2 separate regions of the Homo sapiens genome follow, and region 1 is linked to region 2. A link is a loop called in an ENCODE intact Hi-C map of the cell type or tissue named here. Cell type or tissue: B cell. All regions are shown on one strand. Links, peaks and the distances in the headings refer to the core of each region. The heading gives the core; the rest is flanking DNA.

The links. A loop is a pair of places that touch in the nucleus more often than their neighbours do. Peaks named below come from ENCODE experiments on the same cell type or tissue, not always from the same donor. Only the 100,000 strongest peaks of a DNase experiment are listed, where the experiment ranks them.
Region 1: a loop joins it to region 2, with 1.8 times the contacts of the local background. A loop is called at or near these places in 2 of 110 quality-filtered maps.

Annotation. Positions count from the first base shown.
Region 1 is chrY:20,654,742-20,663,090 of GRCh38, reverse strand. No RefSeq gene overlaps it. Among named protein-coding and RNA genes, the nearest start is that of EIF1AY, 83 kb to the right of the region's middle. In B cell, for the core only: no CTCF peak of the experiment used is centred there; a DNase peak (open chromatin) is centred at 3,430.
Region 2 is chrY:20,601,373-20,609,721 of GRCh38, reverse strand. No RefSeq gene overlaps it. Among named protein-coding and RNA genes, the nearest start is that of EIF1AY, 30 kb to the right of the region's middle. In B cell, for the core only: no CTCF peak of the experiment used is centred there; no DNase peak of the experiment used is centred there.

The sequences.
Region 1 (8,349 bases), core at 278-8,277, 53 kb before region 2:
GGACCACACCATATATTACTATTTACATCTTTCCATAACACCACAGATTTTATGTCTTGAGGGGCTTTTGCAAAGTGCTTTTCTATAGCTGATGGAAATTTATCACCTAAATTTAAGAAATTAAGGGTAAATAAGTCTTGTGCCAATAGTGTTGCAGGGTCCTTACTCATATTCCCACTTTTCTGTTTTCTCAGCATATTTTTAAGGGTGGAGTGGGCACATTCTATTATGACCTGTCCTTGGGGGTTATATGGGATACCCATGGAATGTTGGATGTTCCATGTGTGACAAAATTTTTGAAACTGAGCAGGTGTAAAAGCCAGGCCATTACCAGTTTTAATTTTGGTGGCCTGCCCCATAAATGCAAAAGTTAAGAAAAGATGTTTAATGACATATCATGTGGACTCTCCAGAAAGAGCATGAGCACTAATTAGATGGGAATTGTTATCAACAGATACATGTACGTATCTTAGTTTTCCACATTCAGGGACATGTGTAACATCTTTTTGCCATAACTGATTAGGTTCTAGTCCTCCAGGGTTAACCCCTGTTGAAGGATGGGATGTGCCTGTGTGCTGGCAATCTGTGCATTGTAAAATAATTTGTTTAGGTAGTCTTTGGGTTAGTTGAAATTGTTTAATTAATTTTCTCCAATTTTGGTGGAAAAAGTGATGTGATTGGGTGGCTTGGTCAAGCACTGACGTCATAACTTTCAGGTCTGCTTAATCATTGCCATGAACTAGTGGACTGGGCAGCAAGATGTGGGCCTGAATGTGTGTAATTAAAATATAATGTCTTCATTGATCCAGCCATTGCTGAAGTTGAAGAAAAAGGGCACACAGGGTGGGCTCAGTAGTGGACATGAGGGCTGTTTTGAGGTTTTGCAATAAATAAACGGAGTAAGCAGAGTCACTAACAATATTGATGGGCTGAGTGGAAAAGATTTCCAGGGTCAATATTAGGGCTGTAACCTCAGCTCTCTGAGTACTAGTAAATTCAGATCGAGTGAGGGAGTTTTGTGGTTCCTACCAGGTAGCTGCTTTTCCATATTTACCAGAGCCATCAGTGAAAAGCATAAATGTGTTAGGTATGGGGGAGTGAACTACCTACATAGGCATAACTACGGGAACATGAGATAAGAACTGAAGTAGTTTGTCAATGGGAAGAGCATGTTCTACATGGCTCTCATAATCAGAGAGTGCTATCTCAAAGTATAGAAATAGGGGCAGGAGTGCTTCAAATTGTTTTTTACTTAAGGGTATTCTTATGACATCAGGGTCATAAACTTGCAATTGATTGCATCGTTTTCTACCTGTATAGATGACTTACTAAATAGCTGGACATGGAGAGATAGTGTTCTAGTCCCAGTATGTGACCAAAAACCCCATTCTAGGAAGCATAGCCCTGGGACCATTGGTCCTTTTAATCTTGTTGGAGAATGCTTAGTAGGAAAAACAAGCAATTGGACTGAATATTGTGGGTCTATTCAATATAGTTGCCCCTGAAAAATAGCTTGTTCTATTTCCTCAATTTCTCTTTTTGCAGTGGGGGTTAAGTACTGGGTGAGTCCAGGGCTGCATTGCCCTTTAGGATGAAAACAAGTTCTGTAATTTGTCAGTACTTATGCCCAAGGTGGGGCAGGGCTAGTTAATAGGGCCCAGTAATTTTTGACAATCATTTAAGCTGTGTAAGGTGTTAGTATTCAATTTAAACTTTTGAGGTCTTACGGACCAGGAAGTTAGTATGTATCCAAGATATTTCCAAGGGGAGGACATCTGTACATTTTCAGGTGCTATGATTAAACCTCATAACTGTGTCCTTTTGACAGGCATATAAACTCAAAAGTATTGGCTCCTTTGGGGCTGCTGGTATGGATGACCTCACAATTAGGAAATTATTTTCTACTGGGGAGCAAAGCCTGATTTACATGATACTGACACATGGTAGGACTGTTTAGCATTCTTTGAGGAAATACTTTCCAGCAAAATTGGTGAGCTGTACTTTCATTATTGATAGCTAGTATTGCAAACACAAATTATTATATGTCATGTTCTGCAAGGGGACTAGTATAAAAAGCAGTCTTTTAAGTCAATAATGACTATGGGCCAGTCTCGAGGAATCACCACCTGAAAAGGGAGACCCTGTTGAACGGGCCCCATCAGGGCAAATTAGCATTGATAGCATGTAAGTCATGCAAAACTCTTCATCTACCAGAATTTTTGGGAATGACAAAAACAGGCAAATTCCAAGGGCTGTTTTATGGTTCTGTATGACTGGTTTGAATTGTTCCTCAGCTAATTCATGGGCTCATTGTAATTTATCTCCCTCTAAAGGCCACTGTTCTACTCAAATTGGATATTGAGAGAGCCATGTCAGGAGTAGGGGAGGAAATACAGCAGTGGCCACTATTAGAAAAGGGTCTGCAAGGTGACCCCCCATTGGACTAACAGATCCCATCCGCAAAGATTAACAGGGATGGGGATGATTAAAGGTTGTATAACTGCTTTTCTTCCCTCCAGATCATGACATGTTAGGAGGTGCATGCTCTGCTTGGCTGTCGGTGCTTTCCCAATGCTGACAGTTTTTTTAATTCTGAGTGACATAGGGCCAAGTTTCTGGCCAGTTTTAATCATTAATGATCGAAATGTCTGCCCTTGTATCCAACAGGCCAGTAAAATTTTTATTTCCCATTTTTAAGGTAATCACGGGTTTCTGATCAGGGATTAACTGGTCCCAATATACTCCTGTGGCTCCCAAGCTTCCAAAACATCCTTGTCCCCTTTCCTTTCCCTGGGCATTGGGAACCCAGTATAGTAAGTAGTAATCCAGCTATCTTAGATATAGGAGAGCATATGTAGTCCTTTAGATTACATCATAACTAATATGTCACCTGATAATCACTATCAATTACTCTGGTAAGCACATTGATTCCTTTACAGGATAGTTTGGATCACCCTAGGACCAATCCCACTGTTTCCAGAGGCAGTGGGTCCAGACTCTTGTTGCAACCCTTTTAGGGTCTTCTTCTTTTAGCACTAATTTGTTGGGGCAGAGTAAGTCCAGTTGTGAGTTCCCAGTGGTGGCTGCTCTGAGAAAGAGGACTGAGGGCTTTCCATCTGATCTAGGAAAGCTGCTGAAGTTTTCAACTTAATTACTTAGGGGGTTGCCATTTTTATCAAATTTGGACTTACTTTGATTTGCCCAGTGTTGTCCCTTTTTACCTCAGGGGCATATAGAAGAAGGTTCTTTTCCTGAGTTACTTTGGTCTTTACTATTGGGGCATTTCTGCTTCATATAACCTGGTTCTCCACATAGAAACAATTTGGGTTTTTCTCTCTTTTCACTTTAGGAGGCTGTAATGACATTGCCAATATTCTGGCTTTGTGTGTTTCAGTCTGCACCAGCTGACTTCCTCATGTAAGTTCCCCTGACTGTAGCTGCGTTTCCTCTGATTGCCTACATTGCTTGCTGGCAGTCTACATTAGCATTTTTTTAAGCCAATTGCAACAATAAGATATCAGCAGCCTAGTCATGAGTAATTTGTCTCTCAATTGCGTGGGTCAACCAACTGATAAATTCAACAAATGCCTCCTGAGGCCCTTGTCAAACATTTACAAAAGCCCCCTGATGAATTCTGCCTTGGGGAATTTGGTCCCAGATCCTGTGAATGCACAAAGATACTTGTGCAAAGAGGGACAAAATTTAATTGTTGTTGTGCATTAATACAGGGACCCCTCCCCTGAACGTAGCAGCCATTATGTTTTGCTTGGCCTATTGATTCTGATTGGCTTGTTGTCCTCACAACTCATGACATTTAGAGGTATTGACTGGCCTCTAAAGTTGTTTTAGCTAATACTGACCAGTCCCACAGGGTTATATGGTAGTTGTTTGCTATGGCCTCAATTAATCCTTTTGTAAATGGGCTAGCAGCTCCATTTTCTCTAATGTTTTTTCTCATTTCCTTGTAAGTGTTGAAAATAATGGGTTTATGTACCTGATTTCCTTGTTGATCTTGCATCACTGGGTAGGCCAAGAGCTCCCCTTCTAATATGCTTTCCTAAGTTAGGGTCCCATAACTGTAGTGTATCATCTGTCTTTTTTCCAATTTATTGGTGGAGGGGGCTCAGGGAAAATCTCTGTCTCCTGTGTGGCACCTTTACTTGATAACAGTGGGTCTGAGGGAAGAGGAGGAGGAGGTAAGGTAGATGATAGTTCTTCCTCCCTTCCCTTTTTAGGCTATTCTGTGTAGAGTGGGGCCAAAGCAGCCCTACCTAAGGCCCATAACGTTAAAGATGTTACTGGGACATGTTGCCCTTCTGCATGATGTCATTTAAGTTTCTCCCCACTTAGTCCCAGAGCTCTAAGTCTAATGTGCCTTCTTTAGGTAACCATGGGGGTTATGGCAAACAACAGTTTGCATTAGTTTCCTTAATCGAGCCTGCAAAACCGAGGCTCCACTTGCTTTAAGTAGCTGTTTCAATACTTTTATATACTGTTGCTGTTGAGCTGGTAACTGTTGTCCCATGGTGAAACCCTAGCTTGAAAATCCCCTTCAACTTGGGAATGCTGAACAGACACAAATTACTTACTGTGCAGTCACTTCACCTTCTTTTTTTTTTTTAAGACGGAGTTTCACTCTTGTTGCCCAGGCTAGAGTGCCCAAGTAGCTAGGACTACAGGCACGCACCACCACACCCAGCTAATTGTTTGTATTTTTAGTAGAGACAGGGTTTCACTATGTTGGTCAGGCTGGCCTTGATCTCATGACCTCGTGATCTGCAAGCCTCGGCCTCCCAAAGTGCTGGGATTACAGGCGTGAGCCACTGCGCCCGGCCCACTTCACCTTCATTTTTGAGGGTTCTGTTGTGATCCATTGCAGTGTTCCTCACAAAGGACACTACCTGCCATGTTTTTTGTGCAGACCCTGGCCGAGTGACAGATAAAAGGAATACTTAGACACAGGTATGCAGTGTAAGATCCGGTAGGGGTCTGCCTAGCTCTAGTGGCCAAAGTGTAGCCTCGAGAAGCTAGAGCTGCTTGCTTTTATTCAGTGCAGGCATAATGCTGAGAGCCTGGAGCAAACACAATCTGTGGGAAATTAATATTTATTGTTCCCCTTTCAGGGAGTGTCATGCACCTGGATGATCAAGCATCAGTTCCTGGTCAATATAAGTGAATAAGCCTGTTTAAGATAAATTCCCCTACACTTCCTTGTACCTACCGCTTGCTGTCTGCCTCAGAGATAGAGAACAGCTGCCTTCAGCTATTCTCCCCTGAAGCTATGCAGAGGCTTCTGACCTTTCAGAAGGCCTGCTCCTTTCCCTATAAATTTCTCCCACCACTCTGACCGATCTCCTGCCGTTTCACATATAACTCACAATTATTTCATTCATTTTGACTTTAGATATTCTGATGACTCTGTTCTTTGGTGATGATGATCTTTCCACAATAAAATTCCCAGGAATCCTTTGAGCTTCTTGCATTTGGCTGTCTAGATGTCTGGCAAGGCCAGAGACAATTTTCTCAATTTTTGCCTCAAGTTAAGTTTTCAAAACTTTTAGACTTCTCCCTCAAGAACATCAATTAATCTTAGGTTTGTCAGTTTTACATAATTCCATATTTCTTGGAGACTGTGTTCAGTTTTTGAATTCTTTTTATTTTGTCTTTGTTTCATTGGGTTAAAAGTCTTGCCTTTGAGCTCTAAAATCTTTTCCTCTACTTGTTCTTATCTATTATTGAAACTTTCCACAGTGTTTAGTATTCCCCTGTGTGTCTTTAATTTCCAGAGAAGTTATGATTGTTCTGATTCCTTTTTTCTTATTATAGCTATTTCTTTGGAAATTTAAAAATTCATATCCTATTTTTAAAATTTTTGGTTGTTTTTTACTTTTCTCTGATATCTTCTCGAGTATCATAATAATCAATCTTCTCAATTCTTTGGCATTTCAGAGGTTTCATCTTGGTTTAGATTTACTGCTGGGGAGCTGGTATAATCTCTGGAGAGAATTATAGAGCCTGTTTTGTCATATTATTAGAATACCTTTCTTGTTTCTTCTCACATGGATAAACTATTTTTTTAAGTTTTTCTTGAATTTATTTTTTACTTGATTATTTTTTCTTATTCCTAATAATCTGACTTTGATGTTTATAGTTTATTTTAGCTTAATTTTGTTCTTGGTGCTTGTAGTGGTGATGACCCTGTATGAGTTTTTTTTACTTATAGAGCGTCCTTTTGTGCTGGCTTTCTGAGATGCTGGTTGTAGTAGTAATGTTCTTGGTATGTGGATGAGTTCACTGGCTTCTATGGTTTTGGAATGGCAGGGATCTCTTGAAGCTTAGCTCATTCTCAAGTGGTATACATTTCACTTATTTATTTAATTTTCCCCCTAAAATGTGTACATTTCATTTATTTATTTAATTTCCCCCCAGGATTTTATTTACTGAGTTGATGATTCAGTCAATAGGGCAGGTAACCCTGGGTAGACACTGGTTGTAGCTAATGTGGGTAGATCTAGGAAGATGTAATACCCAGTGTTGGGTAGAGGTTCCAACCTTTGATGAAGGTGGCTGTGGGAGCTCTCAATTAGATGTGCTGAGGATTTATCAAAGTGAAGGGGAGAGCTACTTTAGCACCCCTGCCAGACAAGGAGAAAAGTTATCTGCCTCTCAGCCTCATTCCTGTCCCATATTTTAGCTTTTCAGATCAAACAGGTACCTCTTATCATCCATAGGAACGTTTATGTTCCAAGTAGACAGAAATTGTGACTCTGCCTGTTGTGCGGGTCTGAATCAGGGAAGCACTCCTCCTGCGGGGATGCAATTACCCTGAATTGTTCCCGGAAGTTTGCCTGTAGATTAATTCATGCTGCATCCCATAAGACAAGCCCCAGCTCTGTCTGCAAAGGTATACGGTGTGGCAGGGGGTGGGAGTGGGAACAGACCTCTTCTCCAAGCCTCTTTACAATCACGGAGGTTGCCTGCCTGTTGGGGTAGAGGTACAGAATTTCCCTGCTTTAACTAGCACTGCAATTATGTCTTTGCTGTAAGAAGCTTCCCACCAGTGGGAAAGATAATGGATGGAAGGCCTTCCACCCAGATTCCTTTGTCCCACTGGGTGTTCCCTTGATATGGTGCACGATCCTTCCTTCTCCTGTGAATGGAACTTTCTGAGAGCTGCACTGCATTTATTGTTATTGCTCTTCTGAGTCTAGCTACCCAGATGGGCTGCCAAACTTCAAGCTCGTGCTGGGAAATGTCTGGAAGGGATCTAGTGATGCAACCTGACTTCAGGTCTCCTAGTAGTAGATACCAGTGCCTGCTCCCTTAGAGGTGGCAGGGGAATGACATACACCATTTGATTCCTTAGTTGTATATAAACTTAATGTGATGGCTTTCTTGAATGCTGATTTTAATTGTAATGAACTTGTAACATGTACACACTTATGACCTGTCATTGGCCAGGTTTTTGTAGGCAGTGGTGTTAGCTGAGATTCCCATAACTATTTTCTCACTCCTAGGAGCAGTGCTCTTCTGCTGAGAGATGCTGTAATGGCCTAAGCAGTTTGGCCTCCCACCAAGAGATGGCATATAAAAGAGAGCACCAGCTGTGGTAGTAGCAGTAAGATTTGTGCTTACTTTGTTTTTCTGTAGAAGTATTCTGGGTTCTCAGGTGATAGATGGGGTCATAAAACTCCTAAAAGTTTATGTTATTTGTGTTAAGCTACCAGGGTAGGTAGAGAAATACCATTAGGTGGGGTCAGTGTTAGGTATGAGCTCACACTCTCCTTGGGCAGGGCCAGCTGTGGCCACTGTGTTTATCAGGTCACTAGGTAATATTCCAGAAAGTAATATTCCACTAGGTAATATTCCAGAAGAAAATATCCAGGTCACTAGGTAATATTCCAGAAGGGAGTAAAACTGCCTCTGCTGGGCAGTAAAGTTCACAAATGGTGTGGGGAGTAGCAGGAAATTATAAGCCTCACCCAGGTCCCAAAAACCTGACAAAGCTGGTCTCACCTGAACAGTGCCCCATTAACAGCACCTTGTTTAAATCCAGGTAGCTTGCACACACAACTCAGATCTTCCCCACTTTGTAAGCTTCCCTGCAGAGATAACAACCTTGATTTCTATTCCATGACCCTCTATGTCTTCATGTGAAGCTGGCTGCCCAGCTCCTGTGCTCCTGTCTACAGTATCCTCACACTTGTCCCCAGTTGTGTTCGAGGAAGTTTCTCCCCATTTAGAGAATTACAAAATTCACTTGGGAGCTCCTTCCACACTGTGACACTCCCTGATCTCATTGTTTGACTTTCATGAAGGCCCTTGTGAGTTGTAGTCATGGATGACTTC
Region 2 (8,349 bases), core at 197-8,196:
CCAAGAGTAGCAAGACAGAGAAGAGGAAAGTAATTTTTGACTGAGTAAAAAATCTTTTTGAGGAAAACAGGATTTAGGAAGAGAGAAACATAAAGGCCTTTTGAATATACTCAAAGCTTGAATGTCCATTTTAATTAAACTGAACAGGTTTTTATTTTTTATTGTAAAACTTTAAGTTCTGGGGTACATATGCAGTATGTGCAGGTTTGTTACATAGGTATACACTTGCCATGGTGGTTTGCATGGAAAAAGAAATGAAAAAAAAAAGCACCCAAATAACAACAACTTCAAATATTGAAGAAGTATCAGTCCACACAGATGATAAAGAACTAGCATGTAAACTATAGCACTCAAAAAGCCAGAGTGTCTCCTTATCTCCAAATGACTGCAGTAGTTTGCCAGTAGTGGTTGTTAGGTAAGCTGAAATGGCGGAGAAAACAGACAGAAAATTCAGAATATAGATTTAAAAAAAAATCATTGAGATTCAGGGGAAAGTCAAAACCCAATCAAAGGAATGGAAGGAATACAATAAAATGACACAGAAAATTGAAAGAAAAAATGACCATTAAAAAAAATCTTATAAAGCTGAAAATCAAATTTCAAGAATATCATAATAGAATTTCAACTTTTACCACAGGAAAGACTGACAGGAGAAAAGAATCTCAGAGTTCAAAGGCCAGTTCTCTAAAATAATTCAGTCACAAAAAAATAAAAAATGAAAAAGAATGAACAAAACCACCAAGAAATATGGAATTATGGAAAAAGGACAAAATCTATAACTCATTTGCTTACTTGAAAAAAAAGAGAGATAAAGCAAGCATCTCGCAAAACATATGTAAGGATGTCATCCATTTAAATTTCTCTAATCTCACTTGAAAGTCCAACATTCAAATCCAACTAATGCGGAAAACAATTGCAAGATAGTATAAAAGATGACCATCTGCAAGATATGTAGACATCAGATTCTCCTAGGTTGAAATCAAAGAAAAAATGTTTTCTAGGGAGAAAAGGCAAGTGACTCATCTGTCAGCAGAAACCTTATATGCCAAAAGAGAATTGGGGCATATATTTAGCATTCTTAAAGAAAAGAAACTCCAACCAAGAATTTAATATCCAGCTAAATTAAGCTCAGAAGTGAAAGAGAAAAAAGATTATTTTTAGAAAAGGAAATGCTAAGAAAATTTGTTACCAGACCTGCCTTACAAGAGATCCTTAAAGAAGTGCTAAGTATGGACAACAACACATTTAAGTACATAAGACTATTAGCACTAAAAAGCAACAAGTATACTATCAACTCTGCATATTAACTAGCAACATGGTGCAGAACCAAATCTTCACGTGTCATTATTAACTCTGAATGTAAATGGACTAAATGCCCAATTAAAAGGTGAGAGTGATAACTTGGATATAGAAGCAAGATCCAACTCTACGCTGTCTTCAAGAGACTCAACTCACATGCATTAGCACCCATATGGTCAAAATAAATAGAAACAGAAAAATCTTTCAAGCAAATGAAAAGGATTGAAAAATTGGGGTTGTTTCTCTAATTTCAGACAAAAGTGATGTTAAACAATTATCCAAAAAAGCATTATATAATGGTAAAGAGTTCAATTCAAGAAAATCTAACTATTCTAAATGTACATGCACACAATACAGGAGCACAAGGATTCATAAAACAAGTTATTGTAGACCTATGAAGAGATTAGATAACCATACAATAATAACAGGAGACTTCAACACACCACTGGCAGTATTAGACCAGTTATTAAGGCAGAAAGCTAACAAAGATATTCAAGATCAGAACTCAATGCTTGACCAAATGCCCTGATACCTACAAAACTCCCAACGAATACATTTTTTTTCCCATTTGAACACAACAGATACTGTAAAGCCAACCAAAAAACTGGCTGTAAAACAAATATCAGCAAATTAGAATACAACAACAACAAAATTATACTAACCAGACTCTGGAACCACAGCAACAACAACAACAACAACAACAACAACAACAACAGCAACAAAAGAAAAGAAAAAAGAAAGAAAGAAATCAATACTAAGAATACTAAGAATATTGTGGAAAACCATACAATTACATGGAAATTAAACAACTGGTTCCTGAAGGACCTTTTAAGTAAATAAGGCAGAAATCAAGAATTTATTAGCCACTGATGAAAAGAAAGGTACAACATAATAAAACCCCTGAGACACTGCTAAAACAGTGTTAAAAGGAGTTTACAGTGTTAAATGCCCACAACAAAAAGTGAGAATGACTGCAAATTAGCAACATAGCACCATATCTAGGGGAACCAGAAAAAAAAAAAAAAGCAAGCCAACCACAAATCTAGCAGAAATGAAGAAATAACCAAAATCCGAGCTGATTTGAACATAATAGAGATGTGAAGTACCATACAAAAGATCAACCAATTCATGGGCTTGTTGTTTGAAAGAATAAGTAAGATCAGCAGTCACTAACTAAATTAACACAGCAAAAAAAATCAAAATAAACATAATAAGAAATGACACTACCACTGACCAGAGAGAAAAAACAAAGAATCCCTCAGAGACTATTATAAAAATGGATAAATGTCTGAGAACCAGCAAACTCACAACTTTAAACCAGGAAGAAATGGAAATCCTGAATAAAGTAAAAATGAGTTACAAAACTGAACCAGTAATAAAGCTTATGAGCCAAAAGAAGCCCAGGACGAGCTGAATTTTACCAGATATATATAAAAAAGAAGTTGATGCCATTCCACTAAAACTATTTCAAAAAAAAAAAAAAAAAAAAGAAGAGAAGAGACTCCTCTCCAGCTATTTCTATGAGGCCAGGAGCATTTTGATAATAAAATCCTGTTAAAGCAACAGTAAAATAAGAAAATTTCAGGCTATCATTATGATCAACATATATGCAAATTTCTCAACAAAATATTAGCAAACCAAATCCAATATTATATCAAAAGATTAATCCACCGATAGGCTTAATCTCTGAAATGGTTGGTACAACACATACAAATCAATCAATGTGATTCATCTCATAAACACAACTAAAAGCAAAACTCAATCAGTTATCTAAAGGGATTAAAAAAAGGCTTCTGATAAATTTTAACATCCCTTCATGTTAAGGATCCTAAGAAAAAATCTAGGTATTAAAGGAACATACCTCAAAATAGTAACAAGCAACATCCTCAAGGCAAAAGCTTGCAGTATTTTCTTTAAGAACTGCAACAAGACAAGGATTTCTATTTTTTTTTTTTTTTTTAATTATACTTTAAGTTCCAGGGTACATGTGCACAATGTGCAGGTTTGTTACACAGGTATACACGTGCCTTGTTGGTTTGCTGCACACATAACTCATCATTTACATTGGATATTTCTTCTAAGGCTATCCCTCCCCCAGGCTCCCACCCGTGACAGACCCTGGTGTGTGATGCTCCCTGCCCTGTGTCCATGTGTTCTCATTGTTCAACTCCCAGTTATGAGTGAGAACATGCGGGGTTTGGTTTTCTGTCCTTGTGATAGTTTGCTGAGAATTATGGTTTCCAGCTTCATCCATGTCCCTGCAAAGAACATGAACTCATCCTTTTTATGGCTGCATAGTATTCCATGGTGTATATGGGCCAAATTTTCTTAACCCAATCCATCACTGATGTTGGCTCCAAGTCTTTGCTATTGTGAATAGTGCCACAATAAACATATGTGTGCATGTGTCTTTATAGTAGCATGATTTATAATGCTTTGAGTATATACCAGTAATGGGATCGCTGATTCTATTTGTAAAACAAATGGTATTTGTAGTTCTAGATCCTTGCTGAATTGCCACACTGTGTTCCACAATGTTTGAACTAATTTACATTCCCACCAACAGTGTAAAAGTGTTGCTATTTCTCCAAATCCTCTCCAGCATCTGTTGTTTCCTGACTTTTTAATGACTGCTATTCTAACTGGCATGAAATGATAACTCATTGTGGTTTTGATTTGCATTTCTCTGATGACCAGTGATGATGAGCATTTTTCCATGTGTCTGTTGGCTGCATAAATGTCTTCTTTTGAGACGTGTCTGTTCATATCCTTTGCCCACTTTTTGATGGGTTTTTTTTTTTTTTTTTAAATTTGTTTAAGTTCTGTGTAGATTCTGGATATTAGCCCTTTGTCAGATGGGTAGATTGCAAAGATTTTCTCCCATTCTGAAGGTTGCCTGTTCACTTTGATCATAGTTTCTTTTGCTGTGCAGAAGCTTTTTAGTTTAATTAGATCCCATTTGTCTAATTTAGCTTTTGTTGCCATTGCTTTTGGTGTTTTAGTCATGAAGCCTTTGCCCATGCCTATGTCCTGAATGGTATTGCCTAGGTTTGGTGTTTTGTTTTTGTTTTTGTTTTTTAACCAAAAATTGTACTTTTTATTGTTTGTTATTCTTCTAAATATTCCCCACATAAGTCAACATAATTATATTTACATTTAGTTGTTTCTATTTAACATCTATGTTACCTTTTTTTAATTTTCAATAGCTTTAGGAGTGCAAGTTGTTTTTGTTTACATGGATAGATTGTACAGTGGTGAAGTCTGGGGTTTTAGTGCACCCATCACCCGACTGGTGTACATTGTACCCAAATGGTAATTTTTCATACCTCATCCTCCATCCATCCTCCTACATTCTGAGTCCCCAATGTCCATTATACCACTCTGTATACCTGTGCTTGCCCACAGCTTAGTTCCCACTTATAAATTAGAAAATGCAATATTTGGTTTTCCATTCCTGAGTTCAGTTACTTCACTTAGAATAACTGGATTCCAGTTCCATTCATGTTGCTGCAAAAGACACTATTTCATTTTTCTGTGCCTGAGTAGTATTCCATGGTATAGATACACCATATTTTCTTTATCCACTCATGAGGTGATGGGCACTCAGGCTTATTTCCTATCTTTGCAATTGTAAATTGTGCTGCAATAAACATAGGTGTCCTTTTGATATACTGATTTTTTTCCTTTCAGTAGTGGGGTTACTAAATTGAATGTTAGATCCACTTTTAATTCTCTGAGAAATCTCCATACTTTTTTTTTTAAATTTTATTATTATTATACTTTAAGTTTTAGGGTACACGTGCACAATGTGCAGGTTTGTTACATATGTATACATGTGCCATGTTGGTGTGCTGCACCCATTAACTCGTCATTTAGCATTAGGTATATCTCCTAATGCTATCCCTCTCCCCTCCCCCAACCCCGCAACAGTCCCTGGTGTGCGATGTTCCCCTTCCTGTGTCCATGTGTTCTCATTGTTCAATTCCGACCTATAAGTGAGAACATGCAGTGTTTGTTTTTTTTGTCCTTTCGATAGCTTGCTGGGAATGATGGTTCAACCCAAATGTCCAACAACGATAGACTGGATTAAGAAAATGTGGCACATATACACCATGGAATACTATGCAGCCATAAAAAATGATGAGTTCATGTCCTTTGTAGGGACATGATGAAACTGGAAACCATCATTCTCTGCCTAGGTTTTATTCTAGGCTTTTTATGGTTTTAAGCCTTATGCTTAAGTCCTTAATCCATCTTGAGTTAATTTTTGTATACAGTGTAAGGAAGGAATCCAGTTTCAGCTTTCTACCTATGACTAGCCAGTTTTCCCGGCACCATTTATTAAATGGGACTTCTTTCTCCATTGATTGTTTTTGTCAAGTTTGTCAAAGATCAGATGGTTGTAGATGTGTGGTGTTATTTCTGCAGCTTTTGTTCTGTTCCATTCGTCAATATATCTGTTTTGGTACGAGTACCATGCTGTTTTGGTTACTGTAGCCTTGCAGTATAGTTTGAAGTCAGGTAGTGTGATGCCTCCAGCTTTGCTCTTTTTGCTTAGGATTGTCTTGGCAATGCAGGCTCTTTTTTGTTTCTGTATGAACTTTAAAGTAGTTTTTTTTTCCAATTCTGTGAAGAAATTCATTGGTAGCTTGATGGGGATGGCACTGAATCTGTAAATTACCTTGGGCAGTATGGCAATTTTCATGATATTGATTCTTCCTATCCATGAGCATGGAATTTTCTTCCACTTGTTTGTGTCCTCTTTTATTTTGCTGAGCTGTGATTTGCTGTTCTCCTTGAAGAGGTCCTTCACATTCATTGTAAGTTGGATTCTTAGGTATTTTATTCTCTTTGTGGTAATTCTTAATGGGAGTTCACTCATGATTTGGCTGTTTGTTTATTGGTGAATAGGAATGCTTGTGATTTTTGCACATCGATTTTGTAAAGGATTCCTACTCTTACTCAAGATAGTACCCAGATAAATCAGGTAAGATAAATAAAGGCTTCCAAATAGGAAGAGAGGAAACCAACTACCTTTTTGTACAGATCTTAGAATTCTATACCTAAAAAACCCTAGCAAAATACATGAACTGACAATTTTCAAAACCTAATAATCTGTGACCGGAGCTTCTAAATTTGATAAGTAGCTTTGGCAAAGTTTTGTGATGCAAAATCAATACACAAAAATCTATAGCTTTCTATAAAGCAAGCAGGTCCAAGCTAATAAACAAACTGATAATATGATCCTATCAAATGGCCACAGAAAGAGTAAAATATTCATGAGTAAAGCTAACAAGGGTGGTAAAAGATGTCTACAAGGTAAATTACAAAACTAATGAATGGAATCAGAGATTTTAAAAAATATATTCCATGCTATGGAGAGCAAGAATCAGTATTTTTAACACAGTCACACTGCCGAAATCAATTTACAGGTTTAATGCTATTTCTATCACATTATCAATGACTTTTTTCAGAAATTAGAAAAATCAATTTTGAAATCTATTTAAAATCAAACAATAGTTTCAATGGCCAAACCAATCCTAGGCAGAAAGAATAAAGCTGCAGACATCACATTACTCAACTTCAAACAATACTTCATGGCTTCAGTAACCAAAAAAGCCTGGCACTGGAAAGTCAGAGTGCTTATTTGAATGAATGATTTGAATCGTTATTTGTTTAGAGAAACATTACTAATTTTTGTACATTGGTTTTGTATCCTGAAACCAAATTTATTTATCAAACAGTTTTTGGTGGAACTTTTAAGATGTTTCTTCATATAAAATATTATCAGCAAGCAAGTATAACTTTTGCATTCCCAAAAATTTGGATACTTTTTGTCTCCATTGTTTGCCTGACTTCTCTGTCTAGAACTACTATTCCTACGATAAATACTAGGAGTGATAGTAGACACAGCCTTATCTTGTGTCAGTTCTTAGACATAATGCTTTCAAACTTTTCCATTCAGTATGATGTTGGCTGTGAGTTTGTTGTCTATGACCTTTTTGAAAAAAATTTGAGGCATTATCTTCTTTGTGCATTTGTTCTGATTACATGGTTTTTGTTTTAATTATGTTTATGTGGTAAATCACATTTATTCATTTGGATATCTTGACCTTGCATTTTTGTATAAAATCACTCGTCATGGTATATTATATTTGAATGTATTATTGGATTTTACTTGAGAGTATTTTGTTGAGGTTTTTATGAACAACTATATGCTCACCAAGTAGAAAACAAGAGTAAATGGATACGTTCTTGGAAACATACAAGCTACCAAGATTGTACAAGGAAAAAAGAGAAATCCTGAACAGAGCAACAAGTAGCAAGAGTGAATCAGCAATAAAGTAATGAGTAGGAATATTAAGTAAGTAATAAATATCTCCCAAACAAGAAAAAAGACCAGGAATGAATGAATTTTCAGCCAAATTCTACAACCACACAAAGAAGACTTGATAAAATTTATGGTAAAACTATTCCAAAAAGTCAGTGAGAATAAACTTCTTCCTAATTCATTCTACAAAGTTATTATTATTGTGATTCTCAAACCAGGCAAGGACACAACAACAAAGGAAACTATCAACAAATGTATTCCTGATGAAAATATACGCAAATAATTTTTTTTAAAAATGACATTGAAATTGTATGTTTGAAGGGTACAGCATGTTTTGATATACATTATTTGTGGCAAAATAATCACTATAGTCACTCTAATTCACATATTTAGATTTCCAAAGTTACTATTTTTGTTTGCAAAAAAATACTTAACATCTACTGTCTTAACATTTGAAGTACATACAGTATTACCTCTAGTCACCAAGCTGTGCAATTATCTTTAGAAGTTATTTATTTTACATAACTGAAACTTAAAACCCTTTAACTAACATCTCCTAATTTTTCCCACACCTATCCTCTCCCTGGTAATTAGAATTCTACTATTATCTTCTATCTAGTTCACTTATAAAAGCTTCACATATGTGTGATCATCCAATATTAGTATTTTTTCTATTTGCATTATCTGTGTCTTGTTAATATTCTCCAGGTTTATCCATG